2 separate regions of the Homo sapiens genome follow, and region 2 is linked to region 1. A link is an interaction called in ENCODE POLR2A ChIA-PET data of the cell type or tissue named here. Cell type or tissue: PC-9. All regions are shown on one strand. Region 1 overlaps IGF2BP3 (insulin like growth factor 2 mRNA binding protein 3). Region 2 overlaps IGF2BP3 (insulin like growth factor 2 mRNA binding protein 3).

Region 1 (4,000 bases):
CCAATGAGGGGGCCACCATCATCACCCCTGGTTAGAAAAGAGGAAAATGAGGCTCAAAGAATTTTAAAAACCTGTTCAGAGATCCCATAACTAGATCACACAATGAGAAAGTAGTGGAGCTAGGACATAATTCCAAGTCTGACCTCAAGGCTGCCCCATTTCCTGCAAAAAAAATAAAAATAAATAAATAAAATACAACTATAAGGCTTTTTTAGGTGCTCCAAGCTGCTTCACAGGGCTATTTACATTGCTCACAGAGAACTTACTATAGTGCTTTTTTGTTATCCTCTTGAGTCTTACTCTGTAACAGGCCCCTTCCTTTTTTCATCCCACTGCTCCTCTAGCAAAACAGGATGTCCTGTGGAATATCCCATATTTAGGACATGGCTAGTTGTTTCTTTGATGCATCATTTAATTTGTCACTCTATCTTCTGTATTTCTTGTAAACTCAAAGTTAGATTAAGACTGAAGCCAGTTGAACCTATTGAGATAAGACTATTTCCTCTGTGGTGACATGTATATTCTACTGCATTAAAGTAGAAGGTACATAAGGTCCGGTCATTCCACTTTCAGTGATTCTAAGATTAATCAGGGACTCAATGCCTAATCTTCCATTATAAAAATTGTCCAGAACTGCAAAATTATCGCTGTTTATGATAAGGCTTTGGCACAAAACAAGCGGCATACCCAGCGTGAATAAATAAAATATATACAGGCTGGGTGCAGTGGCTCACGCCTGTAATCCCAGCACTTTGGGAGACCAAGGCTGGTGGATCGCCTGAGGTCAGGAGTTTGAGACTAGCCTAACCAACGTGGTAAAATCCCATCTCTACTAAAAATACAAAAAATTAGCCAGGCGTGGTTGGCGGATGCCTGTAATCCCAACTACTAGTGAGGCTGAGGCAGGAGAATCATTTGAACCTGGGAGGCGGAGGTTGCAGTCAGCCAAGATTGCACCATTCCACTCCAGCCTGGGCAATGAGAGCGAAACTCCATCTCAAAAAACAAACAAACAAACAAACAAAAACATACAAAGTGACCCTTCTCAAAAAGGAAATAGTGTTCCCTCAAGCCTTTAAGGAAAGAAACACCTAACAGCAGCAGCCCATCTTATTCCTAACGAACTCTCAATAAAATTGTTTTTGTTGATCAATATGTAAATAATCATTAAATTTTTAAAGGGAGTCAAAGGTGAAGAATTCCAAAGTCTAGTTCCAAGCATCTTACGATTCAGTATGTGCTCTTGCTTAATTAACTTTATCTTGCGTGCCCATATTTGCCCATTTGAAAACAGAGATAATCCACTAACTTGACACTACCTCAAAGGACAATGAGGAGAGTAAAGTGAAATACAAAAATTAAGAAAAGTTAGATACGGCAAATACCCAGAATAAGGGAAAATGCAATAAACTAAAAGCTAAATTCTCTAAATTTGAAGAGATTATGAATGAATTAAAAGGAAACTCTGCCCATAGCAGATATGCTAGTACTCTAATAATTTACTTAAACTTGGTTTCTACCATTTGGCTGTTTCATAGAAAGCTACATCATACCAGATGTAGCTCCTGAACAAAAAAAATCATATTAAATTACATTTTAAATCATATTTAATATGGCTCATCTTAAAATAAGGGGATTGAACTAGTAATCTTGCTATTACAACACTTGAGGACCTATCCCACAAGCTACTGAATTCCCTAAATAAATGTTAATCTAAAACAGGAACATGTAAAAAGTTTAATCTTATAACCCACCGTTTCCATCTATAAAGTATATTTTTAGTGCATTATATAACTTGCAATATATTCAGCATATACCAAAAACCAACCCCTTCCTGCAAAGCTTAATCTCAATAATACTGTTCTGAAGATAAATATTCTCAGCACAAATCACCTGTGACCAACTGAGAAACCTTGGAGAATCAGACTTAGATCAACTTCCCACCAAACTAACCTTTTAACCAAACTTTGCATTTTGATGGGGGTTATGATTTAGTGACTCATCAAATGTCATTTTAGAAGACTAGTCTAAAACACACAAAACTAGTTAGTCTTGATTTTTTTTATATTAGAGATACATAAAAGCTAAGCAGTTTCTCTGCACCACCCTCTCCAAGGTGGGTTTTAAGAACTTTCAGGTTCCATTGTCTGAAGAGTCAAAAGACATTTTCTTTTATCCCTTCAACTACTGGTGTCTCAGATTCTCACCATGACATCATTATTATGCTTTGGAAACTGCTGACACAGGCTATTCAATTGTGCTAAATAGTTTGTGTTTATGCATATTACACAATCAGTGCAGTGCCACCATCTGAGCAAAAGGAAGCAGAATAACATTTTAAAGTAACAGCACAAAATAGCAGGTATTTGTCTTTTTAAAACTTTGCCAAGATAGGAACTTCATATTTAAATACAATTGGCAAACTCATCAGAAAGAACTGAAATCAACAAAATCCTGTTGGGAAGTGACTGAATGAGAAAGATTACCCAGTTACCCAAGAATATATTTCAATATTTGGTTTCTTATCCCAAAGAGCAGATTTTTAAAAGATACACTGTGCCCTTACTAAGAAAAACCCACACCAAGGCACGGGTCATAGGAGAAGAATTTTATGTTCTAGCACACCCAAGAGTTGAGGAAAGGAGAAAAAGCTTTGAAAAAACTAACAGCAATAGGCTTCCATACTTAGATCTTAATTTTAAATACAGAAATTCTTACCTCCCACTGTAAATGAGGCGGGATATTTCGTATCTGAAGTTTCCGAATCCTGCAGAAGAATTAAAATGTTTTTTAAAAGAAAAAAACATAAAAGCAAAACAATAATAGCCAACATGGAAGTTTAGAAACTACTTAAAATATTAACTCTATATTAATTACAAACCAATATCTATTAAGAAAATACAGCCCAAGAAGGAAAAGCAAAGAAGCAAAGTCATAAAATGCATAGAGACCATTTGGAGATCCAGCATTTATCGGACTGTTATGACTTATTTTAAAAGCCACTAAAATTGGCAGATAGAATGTTTAAAACACACTTATCTGATGACTACATTCTAAGTTCAAATCCGTTAGCTTCAAATTAGGCATCCCAGGACACAAACAAGGCCTTAGTCCAGGTGACCTTACTCTGACCGTTACAGCTAAGGAGTCCATGGATAAAATTCAGGGAAATAAAAATGAGGTGTGGGTGGCAGGAAATTACACATTTATCTTCACTATCCCCTAAATGAAATTTAACACGTCCTTCAATTATGAATGCTGGCACTAAACCACAGAATTACAGTACTTGTAATTTTGACATCAATATAAATCAGATATTTTCATACCACATTAGACTGTTGGAGATCTTTATCATCTATACTCATTACTGTGAAACTTAGATGTGTTGCTAGAACTTGTTGCTTATTATACTAAGCACCTATCACCAAGTTTTAACATTCTGCTAACTACATTTTAAAATAATTGGTTTCCTTTATAATCCTACGTATTTTATGCATTTTAAAACATCCTGAGGCCAGGCACAGTGGCTCAGGCCTATAATCCCAACACTTTGGGTGGCCAAGGCAGGTGGATCACTTGAGGTCTGGAGGTCAGGACCAGACTGGCCAACATGGTGAAACTCCTCCTCTACTAAAATTACAAAAAATTAGCTGGGCATGGTGGCAGGTGCCTGTAGTCCCAGCTACTCCAGATGCTGAGGCAGAAGAATCACTTGAACCTGGGAGGCGGAGGTTGCGGTAAGCCAAGATTGCATCACGGCACTGCAGCCTGGGCGACAGAGCGAGACTCCATCTCAAAAAAATAAAAAATAAGACATACTGAAACATAAGAAGAGATCCATAGGTTTCAGACTGCTAAAGGAGTGCACAGTACAGAAAATGTTAAGAATCAGCACCTTAGTCCAAATGCCTCCCTACACATGTATATATGTATGTATAAGGGAAGGAAGAGGGCGACACATATAACACAACTGCATGTTAACTGTATGAGACTATACCAT
Region 2 (4,000 bases), 89 kb before region 1:
ATACACCATGGAATACTATGCAGCCATAAAAAATGATGAGTTCATGTCCTTTGTAGGGACATGGATGAAATTGGAAATCATCATTCTCAGTAAACTATCGCAAGAACAAAAAACCAAACACCGCATATTCTCACTCATAGGTGGGAATTGAACAATGAGAACACATGGACACAGGAAGGGGAACATCACACTCTGGGGACTGTTGTGGGGTGGGGGGAGGGGGGAGGGATAGCACTGGGAGATATACCTAATGCTAGATGACGAGTTAGTGGGTGCAGGGCACCAGCATGGCACATGTATACATATGTAACTAACCTGCACATTGTGCACATGTACCCTAAAACTTAAAGTATAATAAATAAATTAATTAATTAATTAATTAAAAAAGAAGATATTTTGTCTTACACAACTTAGACATGAACTACTTGATAAACACTTTCATGGGATTCTCTTGAATCTTAGATTCCTATTGCATAATACTATAAATTCAGCTCCCAAGTACTCAAGTTAACCCATCAGTACTGTAGTATGTATACACACAGCCATAAGACAGATCCTAATTTCTAATTTTTTTTTTTTTTTTTTTTGAGACGGAGTCTCGCTCTGTGGCCCAGGCTGGAGTGCAGTGGCGCAATCTCGGCTCACTGCAAGCTCCGCCTCCCGGGTTCACGCCATTCTCCTGCCTCAGCCTCCCGAGTAGCTGGGACTACAGGCGCCCACCATCACGCCCGGCTAATTTTTTTGTATTTTTAGTAGAGACGGGGTTTCACCGTGTTAGCCAGGATGGTCTCGATCTCCTGACCTCGTGATCCGCCCGCCTCGGCCTCCCAAAGTGCTGGGATTACAGGCGTGAGCCACCGCACCCGTCCTGAAATTCTTAAAAAGTCTCAAACAACCGCAGAGCAACAGTTTTGCTTTCAAAAATCTCAGGAACTAGGTAGAAATCTTTAAAATTTTAAGCCGTTTTCAAAAATCAGCCAAAGAAAACAGTAACACTGGGCTCTGACAGCTTTACTAGATGTAGAAACCAATTTGTGCCATTTAATGTCGGACTACCAAATGACATCACTCTTCCCACATGGAGATCACTAGTGGCACTAATGGTTCCACCTTTTTCCTGTGAGCCCAGAGCAGAGGCAAAGAGCAGAGCACTAAGCACCATAAATCCATGGAGAGATACTGATCACCAACGGCAGAACCCCACATCAGACACACAGGCCGTGCCACTCGCTTGTCCCCCAATGCAGACTTACCAGGAGGCCATTCCGTAGGTCACAGTTTACTCACCCTGTTTGGTAGGAATTTTAATCGTGTTTATTTAAATCTGAGAGTCTCTTTGTCTCTCTAGACGCCCACCTATGACACAGGTGAAAAATCAATCCCACTCAAAAGTAGTTGGGCTGTATCCTTTCTGCTACCTCATTTGTTTACATTTTTCAAGAAAAATCTCAACTACTATCATCTTAAATCTTTAAAGGAAAAATTCAGTTAATTGTTTCCTTTTTTTCTTTTTTTGAGACAGAGTCTTGCTCTGTCTCCCAGGCTGGAGTGTAGTGGCACAATCTTGGCTCACTGCAACCTCCACCTCCTGGGTTCAAGCGATTCTTCTGCTTCAGCCTCCTGAGTAGCTGGGATTACAGGCGTGTGCCACCATGCCCAGCTAACTTTTGTCTTTTTAGTAAAATTGGGTTTCACCATACTGGTCAGGCTGGTCTCCAACTCCTGACCTCAGGTGATCCACTGCGCCTGGCCCTTAACTACTTTTTTTAAACAACTTTAAGCCTTTGGTTTCCTCTGAAGAAAATATTTTTAACAAAAACACTCCAGAAATAACAAAAGGGCTGGTTCTTTGAATATAAGGAATAACTTTTGCCTATTTTCCAATAAAATTGAAATGGGAAAGGATAACTGGACAAGAGAAAAATTAAAGTACAACAATGTGCTAACAAATCTGAAAATAGCAAGAATTTGTCTAGGAATTACCAAGGTTAATCACAAAAACTTATACATGACCAAGTAATTTAGACCTCTACAATCAACTACCTACCTAACCTAAAGTAAGTGCTATACCCAAACAGCTTCAGTACTTCGTTCTTTCAAGCCAAATGCTCAAGAAGAATGACAGAAGCCCAGTGAAAAGACAGACATGGAAAACCAGAAAGGTCAGGCAGACATATTCTATGAGTAAAAAAAATGTAGTAAAAATTTAAAACAAGAGCCGGGCGCGGTGGCTCATGCCTGTAATCCCAGCACTTTGGCAGGCTGAGGCAGGAGGATCACGAGGTCCGGAGATCGAGACCATCCTGGCTAACACCGTGAAACCCCGTCTCTGCTAAAAAAGAAATACAAAAATTAGCTGGGTGTGGTGGCGGGCACCTGTAGTCCCAGCTACTCGGGAGGCTGAGGCAGGAGAATGGCATGAACCCGGAAGGTGGAGCTTGCAGTGAGCAGAGATCACGCCATTGCACTCCAGCCTGGGCGACAGAGCAAGACTCCGTCTCAAAAAAAAAAAAAATTAAAACAAGGAATGGATACAATAAATAACATCCTAATTTGCTTTTTTACCTTAACTTGGATATCTTTTTTCACTCAAACGTCCCTACTGCATTTTGACAAGAGTATTCCCTCAAATAGATATACCACAGTTGATTTACCTCACCTACAGTGTGTGTGCATAGTTTCCAACTTCAATGTTTCAATAAAATCTTTGTACATAAAATTTGTGCCCTGTTTGAATACCTCTACTGCAACACGTTCTTAGAAGTAGAACTGCTGAGTCAAAAGGGCCTGAACATTTAAAATTGGTAAATATTAAATTCCCATACAAAAAGGCCCCTGCTCAGTCTATGGAATTCTAGTTATTCCATTCCAGTAGGACTCCAGTTAATACATTTATGATACCTTTGAATACTGCCTTTGTTTTCACATAAGAGTAGTGGAGATGGGTAAAAAGCATGCTGAGATAAAAATTCAGGTTGAGGCAAAAATAACTTTGACAAGGGTGAGTGTATGCAGCAGCCATGTGGCAAGATCAGTTTGGGTCTCCTCTGTGTGAGGTGCTGTGCATGACCTCATTTGTACCCCACAACAGATCCAATTTCTAGAAACTAACAACATTCTCATTTTAGAATTGAAAAAACTGAGCCAGAGAGGTTAAGTTATTTGCCTGAAGTCACACACCACCTGGTGGAGCCACGATTCAAACCTGGGTTTCTCTATCTCCTAAGCCAGATTCATAAACCAGTATGAAGCTCTCAATGGGTATAGATATGCTTTAAAATACAGCCAGAGCTGCCAGGCACGGTGGCTCACGCCTGTAATCCCAGCACTTTGGGAAGGCCGAGGTGGGCAGATCACAAGGTCAGGAGTTCGACACCAGCCTGGCCAACATAGTAAAACCCCATCTCCACTGAAAATACAAAAAATAAGCCAGGCATGGTGGCAGGCACCTGTAATCCCAGCTACTCGAGAGGCTGAGGCAGGAGAATGGCTTGAACCTGGGAGGCGGAGGCTACAGTGAGCAGAGATCACACCATTGCACTCCAGCCCGGGTGACAGTACAAGACTCTGTCTCAAAAAAATAAAATAAAATAATGTATAATATTTATACAATATATATTTATATAATATTTATATTATATATATATTTCTCTAGAGCTGTCAAAAATATACATGAAAGCTTTAAAGAAAAGTGCCCACTAGAACTGTCACTCGAGGGGCTGCCTTCCCCTCTCCTCTCACAAGTCCCTTGATTGGCCTTGGTATGACTTCCTGTGAGTCAAAAGAAATTTCTTTTGCGTAGTTGGCAAAAGCTTAAACCTATGATCATCAAAATGCTAAAAAGGGCATCCAGAGACAGTCAGTTATTTTTATTTTGAAAAATAGGGGTGGACTGAAGATTAAGAACTGAAAGCAACAACTGAAAGCAAGCAATGTTGGCCGGGCTGGTCTTGAACTCCTGACCTCAGGTGATCCGCCCGCCTTGGCCTCCCAGAGTGCT

What was found. ChIA-PET counts read pairs that join two places held together with the same protein. Peaks named below come from ENCODE experiments on the same cell type or tissue, not always from the same donor. Only the 100,000 strongest peaks of a DNase experiment are listed, where the experiment ranks them.
Region 2: POLR2A ChIA-PET joins it to region 1 with 5 read pairs; 4 of 35 experiments call an interaction of 5 or more read pairs at or near these places.

What each region holds. Positions count from the first base shown.
Region 1 is chr7:23,416,058-23,420,057 of GRCh38, forward strand. It overlaps IGF2BP3 (insulin like growth factor 2 mRNA binding protein 3), which reads right to left. Exons shown (of 15, transcript NM_006547.3): 3 at 2,719-2,767. Among named protein-coding and RNA genes, the nearest start is that of SNORD65C, 22 kb to the left of the region's middle. In PC-9, no CTCF peak of the experiment used is centred here; a DNase peak (open chromatin) is centred at 2,144; H3K4me3 peaks cover 947 bases; H3K27ac peaks cover 2,739 bases.
Region 2 is chr7:23,326,712-23,330,711 of GRCh38, forward strand. The region is part of intron 10 of IGF2BP3 (insulin like growth factor 2 mRNA binding protein 3); the gene reads right to left. Among named protein-coding and RNA genes, the nearest start is that of MALSU1, 29 kb to the left of the region's middle. In PC-9, no CTCF peak of the experiment used is centred here; no DNase peak of the experiment used is centred here.